4 separate regions of the Homo sapiens genome follow, and regions 1, 2 and 3 are each linked to region 4. Evidence: chromatin contacts called from ENCODE Hi-C or POLR2A ChIA-PET data. All regions are on one chromosome and are shown on one strand. Each heading gives the region's core, a stretch centred on a gene start or an enhancer-like site at or near the end of the contact. The rest is flanking DNA. Distances are from core to core; before and after follow the strand shown.

Region 1 (3,280 bases), core at 215-2,714, 1.2 Mb after region 4:
TAACCTGGATCTCCACCTACACACATTCTTAGAGGATAGGAGCCACCGCCAAAGAAAACCGCCCATGGTAGTTGCACAGTGAGATCTGAAGTCAGAGTATTGCTACATAGTATTAACTTTTCAGTGAGGTATTTTGGAATGCTTACAACTGTGAAGCTCAAGAGATAGATTAATGTGAAATCTCTAAGTGAGTTCCTGAAAAAAAATTGAGAACAACAAAAACAATTTTTTATATATTTAATGCTAAGCAATTTAAAAAATGTTTTCGGACAGGTGCGGTGGCTCACGCCTGTAATCCCAGCACTTTAGGAGGCCGAGGCGGGCCGAGGTCAGGAGTTCGAGACCAGCCTGGCCAAAATGGTGAAACCCTGTCTCTACTAAAAGTACAAAAATTAGCTGGGTGTGGTGGCCTGTGCCTGTAATCCCAGCTACTCGGGAGGCTGAGGCAGGAGAATCGTTTGAACCCGGGAGGCAGAGGTTGCAGTGAGCCGAGATGGCGCCATTGCACTCCAGCCTGGGCAACAGGGCAAGACACCATCTCAAAAAGACAAAAAGTTTAAAAAATTTTCATATGCTCTATTTTATTTGAGTCTGTCACCTGCCTGATTTAGGGATGGTGGATAGTATTATTCTCAGTTTGCAGGTAGAAATATGAAGACTTATGGAGACTAAGTGACCTGTACAAGGGCAGGCAACTGTACAACTGGCATTAGAGTAGTCTCAGACTCAAATCAAGACTTCTGATTTGAAGTTCCTTATTTTCCTCTATCGCACTCCATTAATTTATTTAATGTACATTATTGAACACCAACTATTTCAGGTACTGTGTTAGGTGCAGCATATAATAAGAAAGTTGATAATCTGTCTATTTTACAATTAAAAAAAGAATGTGCAATACATGCACTTGGGGAAAAATTCAGTACAGTAACTGCTACTCTTCTCCCCTCTCCCTCTTCTCCTAATCCCTCTCTCCTGATATAATCACTGTTATCTGGAAATCTTTGACTATACAGGCTAAGTCCCCTGTATCTGCCGCGAGGTCCTTCCTGGAGGTGCTGACTGGACTAGCTGATGTTGGCTAGATGACCGCCAACCAGATGACCTTGGCTAACTGATCTTATCCCTTGGGCCGCTGTGGCACAGGATGAGTGAGCTACGCCTGGTAACAAGAGTGCCACTCTCGTGTAAGGGGGCTGCGAAGTAGAAAGGAGGCCAGCCCTTTGGAAGATGTTTCTAGAGGGTGTGGGCAGAACCAAGTCTCGGTAGTTAGGAAGATCTTGGCTCCAAAGTTTAACTTGCAGCGTCCCGGCCGGGTTCACAGCGCATGGGACAGGGGGGGCGGGGCGATGCGGAGGCGGAGCGGGGCGATGCGATGCGGGGCGGAGCGGGGCGGGGCGGCGACGCGCGGCGCGGTGCGGCGCGCGGCCGACGTGGCAGCCGCAGGAGCATGCGCCGCCCGTGGCCATCTTGTAGGCGGGGACACGCCGAGGTAACTTCCAGGGTGCGCCTTCGTTGTCTTCTCCAAGCTGTAGTTCTACGTCCCGACCTCCCTATCATACCACACTCTTCAGCGACCACGCAGGCACTTTCCCGGTCCCCAGGTGAGCGCCAGGTGGCTCCGAGGGGCGTGTATGAGGGGGGTGGCATGGCATGGCATGGCTTGCAGGCGCCAGAGCCAGACCCCGAGGGACGGTGTCCCTGGAAGGTGGGCGGGCCGGCCGGCGCCACTGGACGCCGATGTCGTTTGCGAGCCCCCTAGTCCCGTGGTCCAGGCTCAGCTGTGGCGGCGTGCGGGGTGCAGCAGGCAGGAGTGCACATCGCAAGGTGAGCAGTTTCCGCTGGGGATGGCACGGTGGGCGCGGTTCGAGGGTCTCGCCCCGCGACACTTTGCTCCTGTCCAAGGACCAAGGCAGGAGCGCTCTGGCCCCACCTTCCAGGGCGCTGACTTTAGGGGAGACTGGCGGGAGCGCCGGCGGACCTTAGCCCGGCCCTGTCTGGCCTGGAGACGTGGCAGAGCCTGAGGGGAAGCCGCTGTCTCCTGAAACAGGATTTCGGCCGCTCTGGCCCTGGAGAGGCCCAGGAGGCTCGAGAGTCATCACACCAGGACCTGCAATGAAAGGAAGCTTATTTTCCCTGAGGTTACCCCATCGGTGCTTAGCGCCGCTTGGGAGAGTTTTTGCATTCTCTCGTTTCTTTGTTTGGTCTTGGGACCTGCTTCAGGCAAATTTGCAGATAGCACGTTTCCTAGATTGACAGAATTTATAGCCAATAGTGTTTTTGTCATTCGAAGTAGTTATTTTGAGAGACAACATGTGCATTTCTGCGATCGTGACACATCTTGGCATTCAGTCTTTCTCCTGTGCAGCCAGTGTTTAATTCAGTGAAAATTTATAAAATTTTATTTCGGGGTCAGATTAGGCTCTAACTAGCGCTCACTGTTTGGTAGTAGAGACAATCTTGTGGCACGAGTAGGTCAGCAATAATTGCTCTTAATGCTTTAAAGTTTATCAGAGCTTCACTCTTCCATTTCTTGTAAACTTGTAAATAGACATCCACTTTTTTTTTTTTTTTTTAACAGAAAAACCAAGGCACAAGCAAATTGGAACAACAGGGTCTAGCCGGACTGAGAACTCAGTTTTCCAAACCATTTTCTTCACTTTTTCTTTAGTGTTGATATATGAATAGTACTTTTCGTGACAAGACTTGAGCCCTAAAACAGTTACCAACTCTGACACTTCAGTATTGTTTTATCATAATAGGTTTTTTTAGTAGAAGGCACTATGTTTATGCATGTAAAATTTACCTCAGTATTGCCATTACGGCAGTTTTCATATAAAAAGCCATTAAAGACAAAGAAATTGATTATTTATTCCACTTAATGACTTTGTATTCATTGTACAGTTTCTTTTGCAGACACATTTGTTAATGTTAGGGATTCTCTTACAATAGGACTTCTACTAGTCATTGTAAGGATTGGGGAGCATCTGTAGTAGAGGGTGAATGACCAATAAAAAATTAAATGAAGAAAAGAGGGAGCTTTGGTTGAGGAGTGGTAAAATCTCCAAAGGGGCATTTCTATCTCAGGTTATTTACCTTCGATGTATAGGTACTGAATGAAAGGATTCAGCCTCCCCGGATCCCTGTTCTCTGCTTAGTGCCATAGATCTTTCCTACGTTCACAGCCAAACTTTTTGAAAGTGTCATGCGTGTTAGTCTCACCTGCCACTGCTCGATTCAGTTTACACTGGAATCTTTCTCCACTCTTTATATGAAAACCGTT
Region 2 (3,572 bases), core at 663-3,162, 1.7 Mb before region 4:
GAGACACAGGCATACACTGTGATGCACAAGTGGAAGTATAGTTTTGTCTATTACCTGCATTTTTACAGTAGGCCCCTTATGCTATCACGTCAGGCTAGACCCTGGATTTCATGTTCATGGTGCCCCCACCTAGACCAGTGATCCTAACCCTGCCCCCATCTGACTGGACCAGTGATGGGCACCTGGAGCAAAGGCAGCCAGCCCAACAGGGACTTATGTTGGGAATCTGAATGAGAAATATGGAAGTTCCAAAGAACTGGCAATAGGAGTAGAAGCCTAAAGCTTGCAAGATAGTAAGAGGCGTAAAGAACCATGATGGGCCAAAGTTCCAAGGGCGCAATAGCTATAAGACCAGGAAGCCAACTGCACTGTTGGTGCAACACCCTCAGGACTTTGTGTGCGTGTGTGTGTGTCCTTTTTCTCTCCAGCTTCATCACTGATAGAAGATTTCACCAGCACTCCCCCAGGATTGCCTATTTTCCAGCCATCTTGTTAAAAAGTTGTTCCTTGTGTTAAACTAAATTTGTCTTTGAATACCTTGGTCCTGGCTGAGCCTCCTGATACCCTGCAGATGCAGTCCACCCATCATCCACTCAACAGCCTTTCATCCAGGCAAGGATAATGACCATGTTGGCATTCTCCCCACCTCCTGCTCACTGTCTTTTTCCTATTTTTTTTTAATGAGATGGGCTCTCAGTATGTTGCCCAGGGTGGTCTTGAACTCCTGGCCTCAAGCAATCCTCCCCCGTCAGCCTCCCAAAATGCTGGGATTACAGTGTGACCCACCACACCCAGCCTCTATGTCTTCTTTACTCTCCAGCCTAGACAAGTTTCTTCAACCGTTCTTCATGTCACATTTTTAATTCCCCTAAAAGAAACCTTGAAGATGCCTTAGTCCAAATCCCTAGGGAAAGTTAAAGTTCCTAATGAATTAGAAGCAAATGGAGACAAATGCAAAGGTTCTCACTTCTGTGAATCCTTGCCCTAGACACACGCATACCAGGCACACTGCCAAAAGACAGCCATTCTCTCCTGGATCCCCACAGCACTGCATACACAGTTCTTGCCCTGATGGAAACGTACGAGCCATGTTTCCCTCCCCTTTCTGAGCTCACAACTAGACTCCTTCTCAGCCTCCCTATCAGTCCGATGCAGCCATGTGACTGAGTCCTACAGAAAGCAAGTGAGAGAACTGATGAATGTGGGCCACTTCCAGGCCTGGCCCATAAGAACCTCTCATCCCTTTCTGTCTGGCTGCAATGGAAATGGCTATTGTGATCTCGAAGTCCTCAGGATAAAGGTGGCAGAGTCTCCTTCATCTGGGACCCTGAATGACAAGGAGAACTTCCCAGGTCTGAACTTAAGGCTATTTGTCCTACCGTAATACATGGCCCCCATAATATTTTACTCTGCTTGTATACACAGTATGCCTAACTCTTCCAACTAGATGACACTCCTTGAAAATAGGAGCAGTGTCTGCACCCACAACCCCTGGCGGCACAGTGGCTACCTAATAGTGAGAATTCATTAAACACCTAGGAACTAACTACACGAGGACTGACGAGAGAGAGAGTCTAGACTGAATCCTACTCAGTGACTTCCTTTTATTACTACCATACTTTTTCAATAAGCATAATCTCCCACTAGTTTTATAGATGATAGACATTCTCTGTGGAGAGGCTTTGCTCCCAAGATGTTATAAATGTGGTTTATGAATTATTATTTCTGGTATTTGTGAAGCTGTTTCCTCAAGAACGGGGCAAATGCCTGATTTCCCAGTGGATTGACATAATTCTGTTTGTATTGAGTTTAAAGACTGCTTCAGAGTCTTTAAAGTGCCTCATCCCCGGGACAGAAGTCTTTGCCAAGCATCGCAAATGCTGAGTTTGGAATCAGACAGAAGTTTTTTTGAACTCTCTCAGACTACCACATCTGGATGCATTTGATGTGCATCCAGGCAGAAAACAGAAACCTCATTCGAATAACACCAAATGGTAACCCATTCATGCCATATGCCTTTAAAAAAGAAAGTTTACACATTTCTTTCCTTTTATATATTTTTTTCTAGTGAAACATTGGTGACAAAATGTCACAATATGCTGATTTCATGAGTACAGGATAAAATTCATATATTTCAGATATCATATTACCCTCCATTTTTACACAACGTGACTATTGTGCAAGGTATGATTTATCACCATTTCTTTGTTCAGGACTCCCTCCCCCCATTATTATGTTGTCGTCACTCTGTGGTATTCAATACTGGTACTTTGTAAAGGCTGAATCTTGTATAGCACAAGCTTCGCTGTTCCAGCCTCGGAGCTTATAACCTTCAGACAGATCCTTCTTCAAATATAATTATTTGGGAAAATTTAAAATGTACAACTAAGGTTGCTCATAAAATACCTGCCAGCCAAAAATCAGAGGGACTTTCCCATTACCTGTGCCAAGTATATATAGAGCACTAGGACAGGAAAAGTAAGTGTTGTCACATGACCATAAAATGCAGTATGTTTTTTTTTTAAAGAGCCCTACCGCTGGGCTGAATGTTTGAAGAGTCACTTTAAACACATCCTGTAATCAAACCATCTGGAACACAGTGCTGCGATTAGTCACCCTGAACATAGGGCTTTATCTGAACAAATAGTGTATGGCAATGGAGCTTGGGAGATAGGGCAGTACTAACAAAAGGAAGTGTAATGAAACACTTTATGCCCTAGTGTGCCGCCACCCCAGTCATAAACCCCAGAGACACACTGCTCTGGTGTTAATGTACTACTTTATGAAAGCACAGTGAGCTTAAAGATTAAAGGACTGAAGGGCTAAAAATTGCTGGTTTGGATAGATCTTCTCTGTCAGCGGCTGGAATATGTTGGCATCACTCTATCTGCGTTAATTATAACCTCTCAGATGACAGTTGAGCATTCCTATTAGGGTTTGGTGTTATTTTCAGGGCATTAGGAACAGGGTTTGTTTATGGGAGGGTAGTTACGATTCTTGGTTTGCCAGAGGTTAATCTGAACACAGACTTGTTTTTGGTTCATCTAAACCCAATCCACATACAACGACAACAAAAAATGAAACCTTAAGCAATAACAAAAGCAATGGAAAAATGCTGTTCTACTCTGCATTTTAAAACATGATAATCTTTCTTACTTGACTGTACTTATCTCTTTCAAAAGTACATTTGGTCATTGGTATACAATCTATGGAAATCCTTTTTTAAAAAAAAAATCTGAAAGGATTTTCCCCCTAAATACACAGAATAAGCCCTAAACACACACACACACACACACACACACACACACACACACACACACACACACACAGCTAAAGAAACCTTGTTTCCCCATGGGCCTTATGGTTTAATACACAAAAGAACACAGAGCCACTTCCATCACTGTCACCTCCCCTGCAGCCTTTGTTCTGAGGCCTGATGAGCTGTATTGATTTGGGAAAATCATTGAGCTTCTTTGGAAAACTAGACTCTCGCTTATTCACTGCCATCTATTTCTTTCCCATGAAGACAGGTGGTCAATATCCAGCTGACTGGTCAGCTAAAAGAAGCCCAA
Region 3 (3,512 bases), core at 119-2,618, 1.9 Mb before region 4:
TCACAGAGAATCGCACAAATGACCCATGGCCCAGGGTCAGTGTGGCTGAGCAGAGTGAGTGGTGTGTGGTGAGCAGGAAGGCAGGGATAGGCCAGATCATAGAGTACTGAGGGGCCACAATGAAGGAGTCTGATACATTTGAACTGCCTGTCCAGGCAGATCCTCTCTCTATACTCTCGCGCGTGCGTGTGTGTGTGTGTACATGCATGTGCACGCACAGGAGGAGGTTTATATAGCTATCAGCACTCCCTTGTCCTTTGGCTTCTGCTTGTGTTGAGCCACTGCCCCACTTCCCCTGGTTTGCAGAGTGCAGAGGGTAGGAAGAGAATGAGGGTCGCTGTGGACAGGCTGTGACTCTCCACAGAAGGTCAAAGCTCCTGTCAGGAGCTCTTTCCACACAATTCTCTCTCTGGGCTCCTATAATTGCTCACCCGCACTGTCCTCTTCAGGCCTGGGATAATAATGGCCCTGCATTCTTAATGCCCCTTAGGGGTGCTACACCAGCCTTAGTCACTTTTTGAAAACCCTGTTCATGTTCTCCTAGAAATTTTCATCAAACACCCAGCCTGAAAGTACTCTTCCTGCCAGGACCTTGACTGATAGATTCTATTCTGAAATCACTGCACCAAGCCACTCTCTCACCTTCAGCAGTTACCTTTTGCTACCTCCTTAGTCTTGGTAAGCCACTTGCTGGAAGCTGGTTTCTGTAAGTGGCATGTAACTCCACATAACATCACCTTTGGAATTTTTAGAAGTTTCTGGGTCAATTAAATGTCATCCAGCTCCTATGGTTCCCTTTTTTTGCACAAAGCTTCCCTGAGATCAGAGCTCTCTTTAGGGTGATGCAAGTCATACCAATAAAATGATTCAGGACAGAATTTTGAAACTAAAAGGCAGTGTGGTATAGAAAGACCTCTGAATTTGTACTTTAACTGTGTGACTCTTGGCAAGTAAGTTTCCTCATCCTTAAGGTAGTAATGATAATAATGTGCAGCGATAAATTTATTTCTCAACACTGGCCTCATTGGGCCATTTTGAGGATGTAGCAGAGATTACTCCAGCATCAACTTCTTTGCTTCACTGATTCTGAGACACAGAGTATAAACAAAACCCAGGACGACTCATGTTTTTGTCACTCCTTAAAATTGTGAGGTCCCCACAAGTGTTATAATACATCGATTATTATATTAGTCATCACGAGCTGCCATAACAAAATACCAGACTGGGTGGCTTAGACCACAGAGGTTGATTTCTCACAGTGAAGGAGCCTGGGAAGTCCAGGTTTGGGGTTGCCAGCATGGTTTGTTTCCTGCTGAGGGCTCTCTGCTTGGCTTTCAGACAAGAGCCTTCTTGCTGTGTCCTCACATGGAGAGAGACAGCTCTGATCTCTCTTCCTCTTTTTATAAGGGCACCAGCCTTGTGAGATTAGGAACCCACTCTTTAACTTCATTTAGCCTTTATCATCTCATGGGTCCTATCTCCAAATATAGTCACATTGGGGGTTTCGGTTTCAACCTATGAATTTTGGGCAGATGCAAACACTCAGTTCACAACAGTCATCTAAACCAACTGCATGATAACCATTACCCAAACATTATCTATTTCTCTCAGGAACGGCAACACAGATGATTTGGAATTCCACTAGATTAAAAGCTCTTTTCCTCTACAACATATAATGATGCATGCTGAAGATTATGATTAAAAATACTGAGTTAGGTTTAGTAATTTATATAAATAACTTACTTAGAATACACGTACAAAACTAAATCAAAGAACCACTGTCCAATTTATGCAACTACTCAGTGTCTGAAAATCTAAATTCCTAAGATTGCCACGACTTTGCTAAGATTTTAACCAAAAATCTTGACCAGCATGAGAAATATTGCCTTGTATGACTGTCATACACATTCCTGCTTTAGTAAGGAATGAAATTTTTTAACTATTAAAAAAAAAGGCAAGAAACTTGAGAATTTGAGAATGGAATACTTCACAGCAGTTTTTTAATTAACCAGATTTACATGTTTCAACAGGAATAAACCTTAAAAGCGAGTATAACCCACATAAGCAAAATTGTTTCAAAAATTAAACAAAATACAGTTGGATACTGCAACTTCCTATAAAACTAACTCACCTCTGCCTTTCTGAATAAAAATGAAATGGAATAAAACAAATCAGTCTTCGACTGCTTCCTCTGTCTGTGACCACATACCGTCGTTTAGGCTAATCTTTTACATTTTTTTCCCCGTCCCTTTCATTTCAAAAATAAAGATAATAATATTCAATATTTAGAATGTCCATCATGGAGAACTGCTGGCAGCATAAAAAGAGAATCATGTGACTTTTACAATATAAAATTCTCCATTTGAAGGATATTTGTGTATAAGGCTCTATAGTTCAGTATCAACTAACATTTATTTAATACTATGTGCCAGATATTACAGTAGGCACTTTTGTTTTCAATTTATATTTACCTTTTACAACTCATCCGATTTTGGCACACTGGCAACTGAGAATGTTGAGGGGCACACATAAAAAAATACTTTTTAGGAGATCCACAGTTATGGAGCAATCACGTAAGACTTCACCTTGAAATATCTTTATTTTATTTTATTTTTTACTGCCCTGAAAGATGGGGTTAACAATATGGCACATGTATACCTATGTAACAAACCTGCACATTGTGCTCATGTACCCTAGAACTTAAAGTGTAATAAAAAGATAAATTAATTAAAAAAAAAGATGGGATTAAGACAGCAAATAATCCAGGTAGTCAGGAGAACTTAATGAAACAGCCGTTCTGCTCTGCCTAACTTTCCCACCTTCCCTTGCTGGGGCACCACTGCCCATGGGTGGAGCTGCCAATTAAGTCAGAGCCTCAGGGTGACACACAACTACTGAGCCAACAGACATCCAACAAGTACTCTCTGTATCCAGAAACACTAACTTATCTAAGAGCAGAGAATTCACAGGAACCCTATAATCGTCAGTTAGGTAAGAAAAATAAAACCAATTTTGAAAGTTTGCTGGGGAATAACATCGATGTTTAAAAGTCACTGAAGTGGAGAATGTTCCACTACATCATTAGAAGGAAGGGGGGTGCTCCTGAAACCTAGCAAACCAAAATCTTAAATCACTCCTTAGTTTACCGCATGTTATTTGCCTCATCAAAGGTCTTTGCAATCATAAAAATTTGTTTCTTAAAACTCGAACCCCATCTTGCAAGACAGAAGATCAAAGAGCTTCCCAGAGTGTTTGGGATTGGGAAATTCTTTTTTCCATTTGTAGGTTTTGCATCAAAACAGATGCAGCAAGAAAAGCCGCATCTCAATGCCGTTGTGACTTTATGAAGGTGGACAATCCTGGTTGAGCAGAGATATTGCAGATGTCTCCCCTGTCATGGAGGATAACCTGCCTTCCCAGGTAGGTGGAGCTCAACCACAGCAGAGGGTGATATGTGGAAAGCATTATTCTGAAGGAGGAAGAACTAATTCACCCTGTCACCTTTCTTCGTT
Region 4 (3,575 bases), core at 34-2,533:
GTGTGCTTCTTGATCTGATGCACTGAGAACAACACAAAGATTATCATTGTGGCGATCTTACCAAAGATACAAAACCTGAATTTAATCAGAAAGAAGCATCAGAAAACCCAAACTGAGGAATATTCTTAAAACAAACAAACAAACAAACAAAACTGTCCCGTACTCCTCAAATTTATTGACGGGGGAAAAAAAAAAAGACCAAGGAACTGTTTGATTGGAGAGACTAAGGAAACATGCTTATAAAATACAACATGGCCCCTGGGTTGGACTGCAGCCTAGAAAGACAGCTGAAAATTTTGAATAAGGCCTGTGTATGAAGTAGTATTGTGTCAGTGTTAGTTTTCTAATTTTGATTAATTGCATTATAGTTCGATCTGGATGAAATGATGAAGTAGCTCTTGTAAGAGTTCAAAATGAGAAGTTAAAAAGTTTAAGTTGTTAAAATCAGTGGATAGCAGATAATGAGCAATTGGAAGATGATACCTGAAATAGGCAGATTACAAATGACGTTTGTCATATTTAGTTGGATATTGGTTGACTTGAGCACTGATTTGCAACATGTGTTTGGGGCTATCCCACTACACCCCCAAGTTCACACTCACCTATTTTTACTTGAATATGTCACTTAATTCTTAGAGAAACTTCAGAATAGTGTTGCTCACAGTTCACTTTGATTTTACAATGTAAAATATACATATAAATATTTTTACAAGGGGAAAAGAAAGAGGGAATATCATACAAACAAAAAGCTAACTTCCAAAGAGATAGTTGAATTTCACAATCAATTAAAACAGAATCACCTGGGAAGCTTGTTAAAAAAAACTCTGATGCCCAAGTCTCACACCAAACCTATAAAATCAGAATGTATAGGTGTGGGGTATTTGTACAAGTTCTGTGCAATTGTGAGGCATACTAAGAAAGTTTGAGAACCACCATTTAAGAAAATAACTGGTCTCTAAATTAGGACTCATTATCCACTAGATGGTGCCAAGAATTCAAAGATGGAACTTTGTGGTACAATGTCTATTTTCCTTTGAGTATACAGTGTGTTCATTTTCCTTCTTATCCACTTTCTCTTCGACCTCTCCCCAACTTGTAGGAAAGGGTTACATCACACCAAAATAGATATTTTGTTCAGTATCAGTCTAGCAGCTTCTCCTTGGATTTTGGTTATAACAGACAGGCTCGTTCTGAAGGGATATTGAGAGGAAGTTGTGTGAGTACTCTTCCCTTAGCCTTTTACTTTCTCAGTGCAGATATTTAGAAGAGGAAAATCCACTGTAAGAGGTGGCCTCATTGGCAATGAGTGATTGGATAAGAAAGAATGGTCTGACCAGTTCCTAAAAGCCATATTTAGCCGTTTGTGGTTTTGATCCCTGTCCTTTCCCGGAAACAATGACTTCAAGAATGTACCACAACTATTTGGTATGTTATATCAGTTAAATAATAAGTCATATTATTAAATATCAGATTACTCTTAAGCTACCACTGCCTCAATGGAAAAGCATTTGACAATTTCTTAAACTGTTTTATCCTTTCTTTATCCTCAGGATTTTTGCAATTAAAAAATCCTGTGCAGATGATAATCTCATTTCAGTTTTTCTGATGAGTTTATGTGTTTGGAATCTGCTCCAAGGCATTGTGTTTATCCTCATGAATGTTTATTTTTAAATGTGTATCGAATAGAAATGGCTAGAAAGCCGAGCAAGACAAATAACATTTTATTAATCCTTGTCTTAGTCTCTTTGTGCTGCTATAACAAAGTACCTGAGACTGGGTAATTCATGAAAAAAAAAAAAAAAAAAAAATGTATTTTCTTACCATTCTCGAGGCTGGGAAAGATCGGGGCACTGGCTTCTGATGTGGGTTTTTTGGCCACACCCTCACACGGAAGGAGGAACAGGGGCAAACTAACTAAACAGTTCACGAAGCCTCTTTTATAAGGACCTTAATCCCACTAACAAGGGAGAAGCCCTCATGGCCTAATCATCTCTTAAAGGCCTCACCTGTTATCACACTGGCAACCTTTGAATTTTGGAGGGAACACATTCAAACCATAGCAGTCCTACAAATATCTATTGAGCAACAATATGTACCAGGCACTGTGATACACATTGGTGTAGGGACACAGGGTTGAACAAAGCAAAAAAATATAAGCTTTCATGAATTTGCATTCTAGCTGTGAGAAATGTACAGAGGAAAAAAATAGCAAGATAATGATAGAGTGACAACTCTTTTACTTCATAAAGCAGAGAGGTGTAATAGTTTCTGCACAAGCCAGGATTATTTTTGACATTGTAGTCAGGGGAGGCTCCCTGAGAAGGTGACATTTGAGTTGAAATTGAATGATGACAAGAAGAGCCAGAAAGGAAGCTATATAGTCAGTGGGCGGAGCAGGTGCAAAGATCCAGGGGTAGAAACAAGTGTGGTATATTGCAGATTAGGAAAAAAACCAATGAAAGGAAGCATGAGCTAAATGAGGCTGGAGATATGGGCAAAGACCTGAGCAGGGCCAGAGGTTGCAATTTAGTGAAATAGAAAATTAGGAGATTTTAAAGGGAAGAGTAACATGGTTTTTTTCTTATTTTTAAATTTTAAAATCATCCTGGATCCTGATTGTAGAGGTGATACAAGTGGGAAGAGAGCAATTGGAATACTGCTGCAATAGTCTAGATAACAGATGGCAGCTTGGACTAGTAATAGGAATACCAGTGGAGAGAAGCACTGAAATTCTGGATGTGTTCTGAAGGCACAGCTGATAAGATTTGTTGATGAACTGCACGTGGGGAACAAGGGCATGAGAGAAATCAACAACACCTAAATTGCTTTTACATCAACCAGGTGGATGAGGAAGCCCTTTACTGGTCTGTCCTTACACTGCTAATAAACACATAACCGAGGCTGGGTAATTTATAAAGGAAAGAGTTTTAATTGACTCACAGTTCCACACGGCTGGGGATGCCTCACAATCATTGTGGAAGGTGAATGAGGAACAAAGTAAAGTCTTACCCGGCGACAGGCAAGACAGTGTGTGCACGGGAACTCCCATTTATAAAACCATCAGATCTCGCGAGACTTATTCACTGCCACGAGAATGGCATGAGTGAAACAGCCACCAAGATTCAATTATCTCCACCTGGCCCTGCCCTTGATATGTGGGGATTATTACAATTCAATGTAAGATTTGGGTGGAGACACAGCCAAACCATATCAGAACAGTAAAATGAGACAAGAAAAATTCTGGAGGAGAGCTGTAAATAAAAATTCTACTTTGGTCACAGTAAGTTTGAGGTGTTTATTTAATAGGGAGAAGTAAGAGGGGAATTATAAGACTTGGACATCATCAGCATATAAATAGCATTTAAAGTCATAGGATGAATAATATTACTGAGAGAATGTGTCAATAGAGAAGAGTATCTAGGACTGATCCCACTGACTCTACATTGATGTTGTATTGTTACTCTCTCAATAAGCCTTCAGTGATTTTCCTTGTTTATTTATTTATTTGAGAAAGGGCTCACTCTGGTGCCCAGCCTAGAGTGCAATGGTGTGATCATAGCTCACTGCAGCCTTGA

The links. Hi-C counts contacts between places; a loop is a spot of excess contacts on that map. ChIA-PET counts read pairs that join two places held with the same protein, here RNA polymerase II (POLR2A). Pooled maps may share reads with other maps.
Region 1: a loop to region 4 is called in a map with no recorded cell type, with 2.0 times the contacts of the local background. The contact joins the promoter of PRRC1 here to the enhancer-like site in region 4. A Hi-C loop is called at or near these places in 1 of 37 single-sample maps with no recorded cell type and 3 of 50 pooled maps. POLR2A ChIA-PET finds 5 or more read pairs at or near these places in 1 of 52 experiments (HCT116).
Region 2: a map with no recorded cell type shows a loop between it and region 4 (4-fold over the local background). The contact joins two enhancer-like sites. A Hi-C loop is called at or near these places in 1 of 168 maps with a recorded cell type or tissue (HepG2), 1 of 37 single-sample maps with no recorded cell type and 5 of 50 pooled maps.
Region 3: a loop to region 4 is called in a pooled map, with 5 times the contacts of the local background. The contact joins two enhancer-like sites. A Hi-C loop is called at or near these places in 1 of 37 single-sample maps with no recorded cell type and 2 of 50 pooled maps. POLR2A ChIA-PET finds 5 or more read pairs at or near these places in 1 of 52 experiments (B cell).

Annotation. Positions count from the first base shown.
Region 1 is chr5:127,516,176-127,519,455 of GRCh38, forward strand. It overlaps PRRC1 (proline rich coiled-coil 1), which reads left to right and starts at 1,465. Exons shown (of 9, transcript NM_130809.5): 1 at 1,465-1,601. RefSeq lists a silencer at 1,333-1,402 and an enhancer at 1,463-1,642.
Region 2 is chr5:124,653,524-124,657,095 of GRCh38, forward strand. All of the region lies in intron 3 of ZNF608 (zinc finger protein 608), which reads right to left. Among named protein-coding and RNA genes, the nearest start is that of ZNF608, 91 kb to the right of the region's middle. Within about 2 kb of position 1,913, at least 19 of the 41 ENCODE cell types and tissues checked have a DNase peak (open chromatin) inside an H3K27ac peak, as active enhancers do.
Region 3 is chr5:124,452,468-124,455,979 of GRCh38, forward strand. No RefSeq gene overlaps it. Among named protein-coding and RNA genes, the nearest start is that of LINC01170, 16 kb to the left of the region's middle. Within about 2 kb of position 1,369, at least 5 of the 41 ENCODE cell types and tissues checked have a DNase peak (open chromatin) inside an H3K27ac peak, as active enhancers do.
Region 4 is chr5:126,353,113-126,356,687 of GRCh38, forward strand. All of the region lies in intron 1 of LOC124901056 (a long non-coding RNA gene), which reads right to left. Among named protein-coding and RNA genes, the nearest start is that of GRAMD2B, 69 kb to the right of the region's middle. Within about 2 kb of position 1,284, at least 9 of the 41 ENCODE cell types and tissues checked have a DNase peak (open chromatin) inside an H3K27ac peak, as active enhancers do; they include HCT116, where a contact is called at or near this core.